Regions from separate parts of the Mus musculus genome. Here region 2 is linked to region 1. A link is a loop called in an ENCODE intact Hi-C map of the cell type or tissue named here. Cell type or tissue: heart. All regions are shown on one strand. Each heading gives the region's core, and the rest is flanking DNA. Links, peaks and the distances in the headings are about the cores only. Region 1 has its middle 16 kb from the start of 4930526I15Rik. Region 2 holds the start of Nlrp4g (NLR family, pyrin domain containing 4G).

The links. Peaks named below come from ENCODE experiments on the same cell type or tissue, not always from the same donor. Only the 100,000 strongest peaks of a DNase experiment are listed, where the experiment ranks them.
Region 2: a loop joins it to region 1, with 7 times the contacts of the local background. A loop is called at or near these places in 36 of 42 quality-filtered maps.

What each region holds. Positions count from the first base shown.
Region 1 is chr9:124,403,108-124,410,735 of GRCm38, forward strand. No RefSeq gene overlaps it. Among named protein-coding and RNA genes, the nearest start is that of 4930526I15Rik, 16 kb to the right of the region's middle. In heart, for the core only: no CTCF peak of the experiment used is centred there; no DNase peak of the experiment used is centred there.
Region 2 is chr9:124,347,715-124,354,554 of GRCm38, forward strand. Nlrp4g (NLR family, pyrin domain containing 4G) reads left to right here and starts at 1,121. Exons shown (of 4, transcript NM_001346422.1): 1 at 1,121-2,729; 2 at 5,557-5,715; 3 at 6,146-6,310. The coding sequence starts at 1,121. In heart, for the core only: no CTCF peak of the experiment used is centred there; no DNase peak of the experiment used is centred there.

The sequences.
Region 1 (7,628 bases), core at 2,770-5,269:
GTGGTGTACACCTGCAATTCCAGCACTTAATGAGAGGGAGGCTAATCAGAAGTTCAAAGTCATCTTTAGCTATGCAGAGAGCTCAACATCAATTGGAGCCACATGAGAGATTTTCTTGGAACAATTTTTAATTAAATAAAATAGGAAATGAACAAACATAAACCCAAAATATTTTAAAAGATCAATGTTATAAATCTAGCTAAACTGAAATGAAGGGAAAATATGGAAATTGTATAAAGAAATGAAGACAGAGATTGCAAAGGAGTATGGCAAGAAATTGTATATACATCAAAGAATTAGGGGGCTGGAGAGATGGGGCAGCAGTTAAGAGCAGTGGCTGCTCTTCCAGAAAGCCTGGTTTCAATTCCCAGCACACTGAGGGCAGCTCACAACTGTCTGTAACTCCAGTTCTGGGTGACCAGATGCCCTGTCATAGATGTACATGTATGCAAACCACCAATGCACCTAAAACAATTAATTAACTAATTAATTAGTTAATCATTTAAAAAATGTAAGAATTGCTGGGCAGTGGTGGCACTCGCCTTTAATCCCAGCACTTGGGAGGCAAAGGCTGGCGGATTTCTGAGTTCGAGGCCAGCCTGGTCTACAGAGTGAGTTCCAGGACAGCCAGGACTATACAGAGAAATCCTATCTCAAAAAACAAAACAAAACAGAAAAAAAAAAAGAACCAAAAACCAAAACAAATAAAAAAGGTAAGAATTACAAAATTAAAGGACAGAGTTAAATTTCATTTGAAGACATTATGTCACACTTCTAAAGCCATGATGCCTTTTGCCAGTATCATTTGGGGATTTCAAATTTTTTACTTTCGATTTTTTTACTCACTACAACTAAATGAAAATGAAAAAAAATTCCAGTACTCAATGTCAATATTATCCATTTTAAGAATTCTGATCTTTTGTAAACATCATGTCATTTTCCTAAATGACTTTCAAGATTTTTCTCATTCTCTTTGGAATGTATTAGCTTGGATAGGAGAGGGTTAGAATGTTATTGTTTTCCTACTCAGGGTTCCTAGTTTGATAATCATTTGTCTGAAATTATTCATAATATCAGAAAGTTTTCAGATTGTGTTTGTTTCATTTGTTTAACTGTTTTCCTTTGTATTCCTTTCTTGCATTCAAACATTTTTATTTAAATAGACTCATATTGGAGACATTCTTTTTTCTCAGTGTAATTATTTTAAAATTCTTTCAACATATATGTGGTATATGTACTAACCATTCCCTTTAAAAAATTGTTTTATTGCTCAGGAACTTTCCGTTGTGTGACTACTTCAGAGTATAGACATCTGCTTTACAGTTTTAGTGAACCGCTACTAAAGCTGGTCATCCATCACTGTATACCAGTCTTCATGACAGCACATGCTTTCATTTCTCTCTAAATACTTAGAAATGGAACTGCTCAATCTTGTGGGTAGAAATATGCTTGATTTTTAAGAGGCTATGAACTCTATATAGATTATAGTTGACTATATAGATTACAAACTCCTCCACACCCTCATAGATATGAGGAATCTTCAAAAAGTTTTAGTTAGTTAAAAAAGGAGAGAGACAGAGACAGAGACAGAGAGACAGATATGTCAGGTCCAAAGGAAACTCCATTTTTCCAAATTTCAAAATGCACCAGAGACAAATGGCCATCAATTGTGCTTGTTAGCATACCCAAGTGCATGGTCTTTCCAGCTACTCATCCTCCATATAAACCTGCTTATTTATTTATTTATTTATTTATTTATTTATTTATTTATTGTTTTTTCAAGCCAGGGCTTCTCTGTGTAGCCCTGGCTGTCCTGGAACTCACTCTGTAGACCAGGCTGGTCTCAAACTCAGAAATTCGCCTGCCTCTACATCCCATATGCTGGGATTAAAGGCATGCACCACCACTGCCCAGCTAAACCTGCTCTTTCAAGTATGCCCTTTCCCAGTCTCCCTCTTCCCTCTCTCTCTCTGCTCTCTGGCACTCTTCTTCTATGTTCTTTTATCTCTCTGCTTCTGCTTCTCTCATGGTCATGTTGGCCATGTCCAATTTTCTTCTTTCTCTCTAAGTTCTGGAATATTCCAGATGTCTCTGGCTGTTTTCTCATAGTTACAGTAAAAAACTTTCTCTTTACCATATCATGGAATAGTCAAGGCATCAGAGAGGGAGAGAGAGAGAGAGAGAGAGAGAGAGAGAGAGAGAGAGAACACTGAACCCATGGAAATAGAAAAAAAAAACAATCTCAGGTTCAAGTCCCTGCTTCCATCAGTGACTGCCAGGTTAGCTGGCCCATGAACTTCTGGGAATTCTCTTGTCTTTCCTATTATTACCAGGGTAGGAGTATTCAAAGTACAATGAGCTCCCAAGCTCAGTTTTTACATGAGTCCTGAGGTTTCACACTTGGCTGGCAACAACTTTTTAACACCTAGTCATTAACCCTACCCCATTACTGGGATTCTTGAATTCTATCTATAGTGATAGATACAGAAATCAGTGGCACTGTGGTTTTCATTTTTCTAATGATGGTGGGTATATTTTCATATGCTTGACTTATATCTGTGTATATTTTTTGATAAAGTATCTGTTCAAAAAATGTTTTTGAGACCAGGTCTTACTATGTAACCCTAGCTGGCCTAGAACATGGTATGTAGACTAGGCTGGCCTTGGACTCAAAGAGATCAGTCTTCCCTGTCTTCCCAATGTCTGGCATTAAAATTATATGCCACCACACCTTGGTAAAATTTTTTTACTTAGTTTTAAATGTGAGTTTTTTAAAATTAGGTTTTGAGAATACTTGATTTAATCTGTATATAATTTTTAATTGAAAATCATGCTTAATTTGCAAATAATTTCCTCTTTGTCTTTTCATTTTCTTAACTATTTTCAAATCAAAATATAATTGCATCCCTTCATTTTTTACTCTTTAATCTATTTAGCATACCCCTTCCTCTGCTACCTTTTGAAATCATGGCCTCTTATTATTTTAATTGTTATAAGCTGTATATGATTAAATATCTAGATACTTCCTATTGATTCTGTTTAGTGCTGCCTCCAAGGCAAATGCAATTGTGCACAGAGAACATAAACAACAACAATAACAACAAAACAACAACAACAGAAACACTGTCACACCTGTACATTTGTGAGATAGACTGGGCACCCCAGAAATCTTGCTCATTGTGGGTCTTCACAGCATCTCCTGACTGAAAAGTGGTCCACACCCAGCTGATAATGTCAGAGCTACTAGGGCACCAGACAAGAACTTCACAGCAAGATATCTGGAGGGCACAGAAGTCAATGAACTTCTCCACACACAATTTCAATTTCACATAGCTTAGAGATGCCATAAACTACTAAGGAATAAGATATGTCATCACCTGCCAAGGTTCCATGTAAATGGACCTTGAGAGATGTCACAAATGCTGTGGCGGGCCACCGAGTTAGCTCCTTTGGTAAAGGTGCTTGCCATCAAGCCTGATGACCTGAATTCAATTCCTGGGACCAACACATGGAAGGAGAAAACTGACTCCAGAAAATTACTCTCTCTTATATATTAAATAAAAAATTAAATAAATTTCCCTAAAAGTAAATAAATACATGTGCAACGTGTAGATTATAGTGGTGAAGGAGGTATAGACAGACTTTCTAATGACCTGTAGGTCTTGACCCCTTGTGTGTGGTTGGTCAAACTACTTTTCACTGTATCAGATATCCAGTCTATCATATTACAATTCATAAAAATAGAAAATTGCTGTTATGAAATAGAAAGGGAAATCACCTTATGGTTGGGGGTCACCACAGCATGAAGAACTGCATGAGAGGACAGCAGCCTCAGGAAGGTGGAGAACACTGGTCTAGATCCTTAACCCAGGATTCAACATTCTAGAATCACCTGGCATCTGTAATCATCACTGAGGACCTGTTCCCACCTTCAGCTGTCTCCTGAAATCAGTCAAGTGTTCTGAGTACCATTGGTGACTGTGACTCTTCCCATCATGCACCCCAAAACAAAAATGATGGTCCTCTCAGTAGACTCAAAGGGGGGGCAGAATATATTCCCAGGACTTTATAAACTAGAAAAACCCCCAAACAAAACAATAAAACAGTTCAAAACTGAAGCAGCTAAAACTCATGATGAAAGGAAAGATCATTTAAGATGATACCTTTGAGTTTTTACTCTGTGTGTGTGTGTGTGTGTGTGTGTGTGTGTGTGTGTGTGCATGTCTCCATGTCTATGAGTGGAGGTCAGAGGACAACTCAGGAGAGTCAGTTCTCTCCTTTAACAAGAGAACTCTGGTTCTTGGGTTCAGAAGCAGCAGCTTTTTTTTTTTTTGGTTGGGGGAGTAGGGGGTTGGCTGGAAGTGTGGCACTACAATGAAAACGCTAGAGCACACTGGACAGTGGACAGGGTGGAGTTCTAGTTCAGTGATGGAGCAGTTGTGTGACATGCTCAAGGACCCTGCTTGAGTTCCACATGCAGCCAGCCATGATTAACAAAACAAAATACATAAGACCGGTTTGATCAATACAAAATTGATATATAAACCTGACCATCTTCCCAATATGTGTATATATATATATATATATATATAATAATTACCGTGTATTTACATTGACCATCTAAGTCCATTTGAAGCTGTCCAGTTGATGTGTGAGACTAAGAATAGATCCTTGTTAGATCCCTGTACATTTTTTCCATATATTCACCTACAGAAGTTTAATCTATATATTAGGCATAGAAAATTATTAATAACTTATAAGATAACTTAAAATATAATTAATAATATAATAAAACAGAGTAACATTAATTATACACAGTAAAAGTTATTTAATAATATTGAGTTCTTTATTTTTGGGATTTATCACTTAACTTTTAAGATATTTATTACATTTATTTATCCATCTATAAATTGTGTGTACATGAGTGAATGAATTACAGGACAACTTGCAGGAGTAAATTTTTCCTTCCACCATGAACTCAGGTCTTCAAGGCTTGATGTCAAGTACAACCAGCTTAGTCTTCTCACTGCTGGCTCTTTCCACACTTAATATTTTCAAACAGCAGTTAACATTGGGTAGCTTAAGCCAGGGAAGGGAATATAGCCTTGGTATTTATAGTTAGAACTTGAAATTTAGCCACAAGGGTTGTACATACCTGTAGTCCTGGCACTTAAGAGGCAGATACATGACAAGCCTGAGTTCAGTGCCAGCCTGGACTACATGGGGGTTGTGGGGACAAAGACAGAGAGGCTGCCTCTAACCTCATTTATACACTCTTATTAAATGTGAGATAGTGATGGCATACATACAATAATAACCACACGCAAGGAGAATGAAGGGATGCATTCATACAACCAGAAACCTTGGAGATCCCTTATCTGGAGTTCCTCAGGAAGCCTATATCCAGATTCACTGCAACATCAACAATCTGTAGAATACCAGGTCTTGAGGGCTGAGATTCACACACCAATCTCCAATATCAATCATATCCTTCCTTTCTTTCACCAATCTCCCCCTCACCCCCTCCCAACCAATGAGAGGGAATGGCACATTGGCCAATCAAATAGCACCATAGACTTTTTCTACCCAGTCCCAGTTGCCATATATTAAGGACTGACCTGGAAGCCCTTGGGCAATGAGTCAGCGAATTTTGTCCTCTGCTTCTTTTCTCTTGTATGCTTTTATTTGCTTTGTTATTTGAGTAGGTGTGTGCCCTTCTTTTGTCTTACCCCTTTCCTCCCTCACATCTAGACCCACCAGGACCAGTTTGTATTCTCTGTTATGGTTATTTGGATTTACTTTAGCAGGGTAGCCAAGACTTGTAGCAGTACTTTAACTATTTTACCTTTTTTTTTTTTTTAAAGGAGAAAAATTCATTAATTGTCAAAATCCTCCAATACTTGCTCCAGTTGGATCTATAGACAATCCTTCCGACTGTATCTGGCTTTTTCCGACTTTGAAGTAAGTAAACTGACCACAAGAGATTGTTGGGTGGGCTAGAGACTTCAGAGGAGCAGATACTCCAGAGGCCTCCCAGATACAAAAAGAAAATAAATAACGTGTAGGCATCGTGAGGGTTGGATATCTGAGACTGTAGAGGGTAGAGATATATTTATATATTTATGTTTATATTCATGGGTGTGAGGCTGAGAAATAACACACAGAGAAGCAGACATGTATGGACACACCCAGTATTTGGGTCTAAGCCTTTCACTTGAGTTCATCCTTTAAAGACTCACATTATTTTTCCCCTTAGCTATTTGGTGAAGTTGTGGAGCTGAAACAGGTGATGGATGTTGAGCTAGATAATTACTCCTGATGGATATGCATGTAAACATCTGTTGTAAACTTCTATTTCAATTTATGATTTGATTTTCTGTGTGAACTTGTGATGGGCAAGGTTGCTTAGATATTATTAAAAATTGTCTTTACAGTTGGCTGGAGTGTTGAGTTGTAGACCCTGATTGAAACAAATATGTCAAAGTCCTGACCTCGAATACCCAAAGGTGGCAAAAAGAGATTGTAGATTCAATCTTTCTAAGGGTGACCATGTAGAGACTGGAACACCAGGAAAATGTAATGTGGTAACCAAGGCAGATACTGGAGTTAAGTAGTTGCAAGGGAAAGACAACCAAGATTTTCAGCAAAGCAGGGGCTCAGAAGGGGAAGGTCAGGGCTTCTCGGAGGGAGGGTAAAGCTGGTGACCCCTGCCTGGAAAGGGGGAGGCAATACGATTCTTAATGATTTTGATGTTATTGAAGTTGGTTGGTTTTTTGAAGCAGAGTCTTAATGTGGGCCTGCTGAAAAATCACTGTTTACACAGATGACCTTAAACTAGTAATCCACCTGCCTTCACCACCCAGATTCTAGTATTGCAGGTTGTCAGGAGCCATAATGGGACAAGCTAATAACCAGCAGGTGATCATCCTGAAATGGCCTGCTTCAGATTATTATATAATCTGTGGCAGGTGTGCCCTTATTTATCAAGGCTGTAAGGGATTCATTTTAGAAAAGATTCCTGCTATTAATATGCTTTCCTGTTATTTTAAACATATATAATAATCACTAAGTAATAACACACCCCTTTGGAGTGGGTAGATAAATAAATGACAAGTCTTTATGATGATCCTATAAGAATTCCTAAAATTATATCAGTGATTATTAAGCTCATTAATAGTAGGACTGCTATTGGGTCCTTTTCTGATAGTCAAAACTGGATGAGAACTCTGCCAGTCTTCCAAGTGTCACCAGTTAATTGCTCTTAGTAACCAGACTTTCTTCTACTCAGAGCACATTCCAAGAGGTTGTAAAACAATTAACCAAAGGTTATAAAAAGGGAACTAATGATTTATTATAGGTGCTAGGACAGAAGATAAAATATTGGCTGGGTTTATCTATATAAAACTTCGCTAATAACTTAGTTATGGTTTTAAACCTTCAGTGAACCTGTGGAGCTGAGACAGGTGATGGATGTTTAGCTAGATAATTACTCCTAATAGATATGCATGTAAACATTCTCTGTTGTAAACTTCTATTTCAATTTATGATTTGATTTTCTGTGTGAACTTGTGATGAACTTTGTAAAATGTGATCATGTATTCTGAAAAATGTTTAAGGACTGAGGACAA
Region 2 (6,840 bases), core at 2,118-4,617, 56 kb before region 1:
GTAGACAAAAGCACATATTCACCAAAATTTAAAAAAATTAATAACTCACTTTTTAAAAGCAGAGAGCAGCTGAAGAAGACACTCAATGCAAACCTCTGGTCTTCACATGCATGTATACTGTACTCCTCCCCCACTTATTCTCCCACATACATATCATGTATGTATTTCAAACAGCTATGTAATACAGTATGAAGTAAAATTTCTCAGTCTTTGCTGTTGCTTTAACAAGCAAAAGCTTATAACAGAAAAGCCATATTTCATTAAACACTATGATCTTAAAAGTCACACTTTTATTTATCCTGGTATAAGATACCATGAATGCTTTAAGGTTTAATTCACTTCTTTGTCTTTGACATTCCACTGTCATACTATGATAAGCCTAGATGTACATTTTCTTGTTTCATTTTTTTTCCTAAGCTCATTCTGCTTGGGATTCATTGATAATCTTAGATTTGTGGTTAGAAAATATTCTTTACTCTTCAGTCTATATTTGTTTAAAGATTGTCTCTGTGATGTTCTTTCTATGCCACCTTCTTCTGGGATTCTAGTTGCACATATTAAATCTTTAATTCATGATCAAATATATGAGAAGAGTTGGAAGCTATATTATGTGTATTTGAGCATTCCAGCATGCATGTATGTGCTCCATGCCCTTGTAGGCCAGAAGAAGACCTCTTCTGGTACTGGACCTACAGACGGTGGATGCTACCATGGGGATGCTTGGAACTAAACCCAGGTCTTCTGGGTGCTTTTCACCACTGAGCCATCTCTTGATCCTCATGTGTTAGATCTTAATATGTCTTGTGTATATTTCTTTTTTTAAAATCTTTTTTATATAGGCTGGATTTTGTTTCCAATTATCCTTAGGCTCTTTATTCCACGTTCTGCTCTTGCTCTTCAGTAAGAAAATCAACCTGTTGACTTCTTTTGACTTTTCTTGCATTTATTTTTTGTGTATACACATGCACACACATGCTCTGGGTTTATTTAACACCTCTGACTTCCATAGGCACCCTCTATCATGTAATTAAAAATAAAAAAATATTAAAGGTACATTCTGAGAGTTAAACTACTGAAATAAGACAATATATAGGTGAATGTTTAACTTAACTTTGAGATGTTGTAGATTCTTCCCCTCTTGGACTCACTGACTCAGGAAACCCAAAGTTATATCGAGATCATCTGAAGAAAAAGCTGACCCATGATTGCTCCAAAAAATTTAACGTCCGTATTCAAGATTTCATTAAAGAGATTTTCATTCAGAATGACTGTGACACTTTTGAGAACCTTCTCATATCAAAGGGAACTGAAAAGAAGCCACACATGGTGTTTCTGCAAGGCATGGCTGGAATTGGCAAGACAATGATGTTGAAAAATTTAATGCTGGCCTGGTCAAAAGGCCTGGTGTTTCAAAACAAATTCTCCTACACTTTCTACTTCTGCTGTCGAGATGTGAAGCAGTTGAAGACAGCCAGCCTTGCTGAACTTATCTCCAGAGAGTGGCCCAGCCCCTCGGCTCCTATAGAGGAGATCCTATCCCAACCTGAGAAACTCTTATTTATCATTGACAGCTTGGAAGGGATGGAATGTGATTTAACCAAACAGGAATCAGAGCTGTGTGACAACTGCATGGAGAAGCAGCCAGTGAGTATACTGCTGAGCAGTTTGCTCACGAGGAAGATGCTCCCTGAATCCTCTTTCCTCCTCTCCACTACCCCAGAGACTTTTGAGAAAATGGAGGACAGGATTCTGTGCACAGATGTGAAAACAGCAACTGCATTCGATGAGAGAAGTATTAAGATATATTTCCACAGATTGTTCCAAGATAAGATCAGAGCCCAAGAGGCCTTCAGTTTGGTGAGAGAAAACGAGCAGCTGTTCACTATATGTCAGGTCCCTCTGCTCTGCTGGATGGTGGCTACTTGTCTAAAAGAGGAGATAGAGAAGGGAGGAGACCCAGTCTCTGTCTGCCGACATATCACTTCCCTGTATACCACTCACATCTTGAATTTGTTCATTCCCCAAAGTGCCCAATATCCAAGTAAGAAAAGCCAAGACCAGCTGCAGGGCTTATGTTCTCTAGCTGCTGAGGGCATGTGGACTGACACATTTGTGTTTGGTGAGGAGGCTCTCAGGAGAAATGGGATCTTGGACTCTGACATCCCCACACTTTTGGACATTGGAATGCTTGGAAAGATCAGAGAATTTGAAAATTATTACATATTCCTCCACCCATCTGTTCAGGAGGTCTGTGCTGCCATCTTTTATCTGCTAAAGAGCCATGTGGACCACCCTAGCCAGGATGTTAAAAGTATAGAGACTGTCTTGTTTATGTTTTTAAAGAAAGTAAAAACACAATGGATATTTTTGGGCTGTTTCATCTTTGGTCTTTTACAGAAATCAGAACAAGAAAAGCTTGTGGTGTTTTTTGGCCGCAGGTTATCTCAGAAAATACAGCATAAGTTATATCAGTGTCTGGAAACCATAAGTGGCAATGCAGAGCTTCAAGAACAAATAGATGGCATGAAATTGTTTTGCTGTCTGTCTGAGATAGAAGATGAAGCCTTCCTAGTGAAAGTAATGAATTGTATGCAACAGATTAACTTTGTGGCTAAGAATTATTCTGATTTAATTCTTGCTGCCTATTGCTTGAAACACTGTTCTACACTGAAGAAACTATCCTTTTCAACCCAAAATGTCCTGAATGAAAAAGGAAACCAGAGATGTATGTGAGTCCATTCACTATCTTTCTTTTCAGTCCAATTTTCCAAATCTGTTTATATAAAGCATAACTATACAGGGACAGATTCAAAACTCACCCATACTGGTTGTCCAATGGGGAGTGGTCAGCCTAGAACCTACTTACACACAAACAACAAAACCAGACTCAACAGGTTTTGTGTATATGTGAGTGTGTGTGTGTGTGTGTAAACAATAAAAAAGCTGTCAATTCGATTGTTGGAGGTACAGAATAGGGATAGAAGGGGGAAAGTGATGTAATTCTATTTCAATTAAATGGTTTAAAATTTTTTTTAAAAACAAAATAGAACTTTTAAGGGAAAAACAAGAAATTCACCTGTTTTGACAGCAGTTTCTATTTTTTTAAGATTCATTTTTATTTTGTGTGTTTGTGGTTGTATGTTAGTATGCACACATGTAGAGATGGCCTCAGTGGCTAGAAGATATCATCAGACACCCTGGAGCTATATAGTTAAATGCCAGATGTGTGTTCTGGGATCCAAATTCTTAATATCAGAAGAAACATAAGCACTCTTAAATTAACCACCAAATTGTCTCCATCCTGATAGATGCCATCTTGAGCCTCAGACTGTCTCTTTTACAGACATGTTATTTGATATTATTAATATTTATTTTGTTATTTGTTTTGAGACAGGATCTCACTATGTTGTTGTGGCAAGCCTGGAATTCAGATATCCATCTTCCTATCTCCAGAGTACATGAATTAAAGGCATGTGCTTTCTTGCCTAGCTATTTTTTGTTAGGTATTAGTTCTGCATATTTATGGATTAGCCGTGATACATCAGTTCATATAGACAGGGACCCAGAAAGTAGCTCAGTTCACAGAGTACTGCCTGCTATATTGCACACATCCTGGATTTGTTCCCTAGCATCATATAAAACCAGAGTGTAGTGGTACATGTAGCTAATGGAGGCAGATCAGAAATTCAGGGTCATCTTTGTTTATATAGCAAGTACAGGGCAGGCCTAAAATACATAAGTGTATCTAAGGAATCAAACTGAGCCAGGTGGGAGCTTTTCATGCTTGTAACCATAGCACTCAGGAATCTGAGACAAGAGATTTTCTGAGAATTTTAAACTATTCTGGGCTATAGAAAAAGTGGGTTTCAGGTCAGTCTGGTCTAAAGAGCGACATTCTGTCTCAAAAAAAAATCAAACAACAAAAGTATATGTGTATAAAAATTTGGATCTCTTGATGAATTTTTTTTCAATCCTGAGAATAGAATCTAGGGCATCATATATACCAGGCTCACACTTTACTAGGAACTACAACCCCAGCTCATGTCTAGAGGCACAGTTTAGCCTTCCATTCATTCTGTAATCAAGGCTGCCTTAAACTTCTGATCTTTCTGCATCATTAGAATAAGTAAAGTTGACTGTTTAGGAACCCTGGAATTTATCCTTGAGACTTTCCTTTTCTTAGTTATAGTGGCCTTATTATCAAGATAACAATGATATTAACCCACCATACTGTGGGGATGGAGTGTGACGGTTTATGTCATGTGTGTTTTCTGCCCTTCTGAGATACAAACATCATACTCAGACTCTTTCTTGATCCCTTAGCTGCAAACTAATTCATAAAGGTGAAGTGTTAAGGGGAATATGGTGATAGCTCAGTTGCTGCAGAAGCAAGAGGACTTCAGTTTCATCCGCTGGATCCACATAAAAACAACAACAACAAAACCAAAAACAAACCAGCACTAAGGAGGCAAGAGACATGGTTTTCATACGCAAGCACATACATGCACACATATTCACATGCACTCACAACTATATACACACAAAAAAAGTTCTAAATTGACTCGTATTCAGAAACATGTAAGGCACACTGCCAAGATGGCTTAGCAGACAAAAGGTTCATGTCCTCAAGAATGATGACCTATGTTCAATGGCTTAGACTGCAAGGTAGGAAAAATGATTCTTACAAGTTCTCCTTTGACCTGCACACACATAATGTAGCACACACACAGTAAGAAATGTTACAAGGCAAATTTGATTATCCTGTTAGAGTTGAGGAAAGTAGACAGAGAAGCCACATATATCATCCAAGATACGTACTGAGTAAGTAGTGGCATCTGAAGCTTGAGCCAGATCTTTGCTCTAGGTTTTGACTCAGTAGCTCCAGAACCCTGCCTCATTTTTTCGTTCTAAAACTACCAAGGTTATTTGTAAGACAGGATTTTTCAACTTCAACACTGCCAAGATGTCTAGGTTGTCTTATATCTAGGTTGTCTTATGCTGTTGTGGAAGTTGGGAGGGTAGGTGAAAGCCCCAGACAAGCATGGTCCCCAGTGCATAGGATTCTCAGAATCCTCTGTCCTTTTCCAAGTAGACATTAACTGCATCTCTACATTCAAGCTGTAACATCTAGAATCCCACAGACCTTGCCATATGTCTAACTAAGAACTGGAAATAGGAAATGACCTTAGGTCACTACCCTTACCCAGTTTGGGATTCAGTTTGCTACATTTATGTGCTGTGAATGGCTTGACTTAACTTTTTGTAAAAGAGTAGATTTTGAAGGCTCTGGCACATTTTATCATCTGTTTATTAATATTTTGTGGGTATGAATGTTTTTGCCTACATGTGTGCATGTACATGGTATGCATGCCCATGGTGGGTGGAAGAGGTGTCAGATAACCTAGGAATTGGTGTTCCAGATGGTTGTGAACCACCACATTGGTGCTGGAAACTGGCCTCAGGTCTTCTTCAAGAATAGTAAATGGTCTTAACCACTGAGCCATCTCTCCACCCCCTTGAATTAACTTCTAACAATTCCTTTCTCTTCTGTAACAGGAAAAAACTAATCATCTGTTGGAATGATATGTGCTCTGTATTTGTAAGGAGTAAAGACATCCAGGTACTCCAAATAAAAGACACTAGTTTCAATGAGCCAGCCATTCGAATCTTGTATGAATATCTGAAATACCCCAGCTTCACCCTTAACAAACTTGTGTAAGTTAAAAGTAGACTTAGATTTAGTCATATCACTGAAATAACGGACTAGCCTTCCCAACATCTCTCAGCTAACTGCATAAATGAAGGTTTATGTAGTCTAAAGTGGAATCTTACTGTCTTGACACCTGTAATGTCTATTTCTGACCATTCTTCATTGAGGGCTGGCCCATGAATTTTAGGATGTTGAGAGCATGTGCAGGGTTCTGCTTTCTAGATGCCAGTAGCTTCCTCATGTGACAGCCAACATTGCCTCAATATGTTTCTCAGAATTCTACATGGAAGAGAAAAATTACCCAGCTCGAGAACCAGTGAGCTGGAACTGGGGTACAAAATTAGAGTTATGTGGTCAGTATGGGATAGAGGATCTTTCCAAAGACAGGAGCTTGGGCTGGATGGAAATTGATGGATACATTTCCTTGTTCTGCAGGGCAAATAATGTGCACTTCTTTGGTGATAACCACGCATTCTTTGAATTGATTCAGAACTGCAGTTTGCAATATTTGGACCTTGGCTGCTCATTTCTGACTCACAGTGAGGTGAAACTGTTGTGTGATGTCTTGAACCAGGCAGAGTGCAACATAGAAAAACTTGTGTAAGTCTTTGTGTTCTCCTAGCTCACTGACTCCCCTCAAAGGAGACATCTTAATTTTCATACAACTTGCTATGACAAAAATGCTCTGAACTAAGCAATAATAGAAACAAATAAATCTTTTATTGGATTCAAATTTTCAGCTTTTAGGCTATTGCTGTGGGAAGCCAGGGGAGCAGAAAAATGAAAACATAGCCCCATCACATGCATGGCTGTCAAGAGCAAAGAGCAGAGGATTGATGCACACATGCTAGTGTTCACCTGACTTTCCCCATTCATATGTAGGTCAGGTTCCTGTTTCTTGCCACAGTGGGCAAGACTTACCTTCTCAGTTAACTTAAGAAATAGTCCATAGACATGCCCACAGGTCTCCCCATTTATAGAACTCGTCATTGAGACTCCCTTTCTATGTGATTTTAGATTGTATCAAGTTGACATTAAAACCAACACAGGACAACAGTTTTTAATTTGTGTACTTGTGTCCTATTTTTCTACTGTTCATGTATAGACTTCCTCACTTTAGGAACTGATCC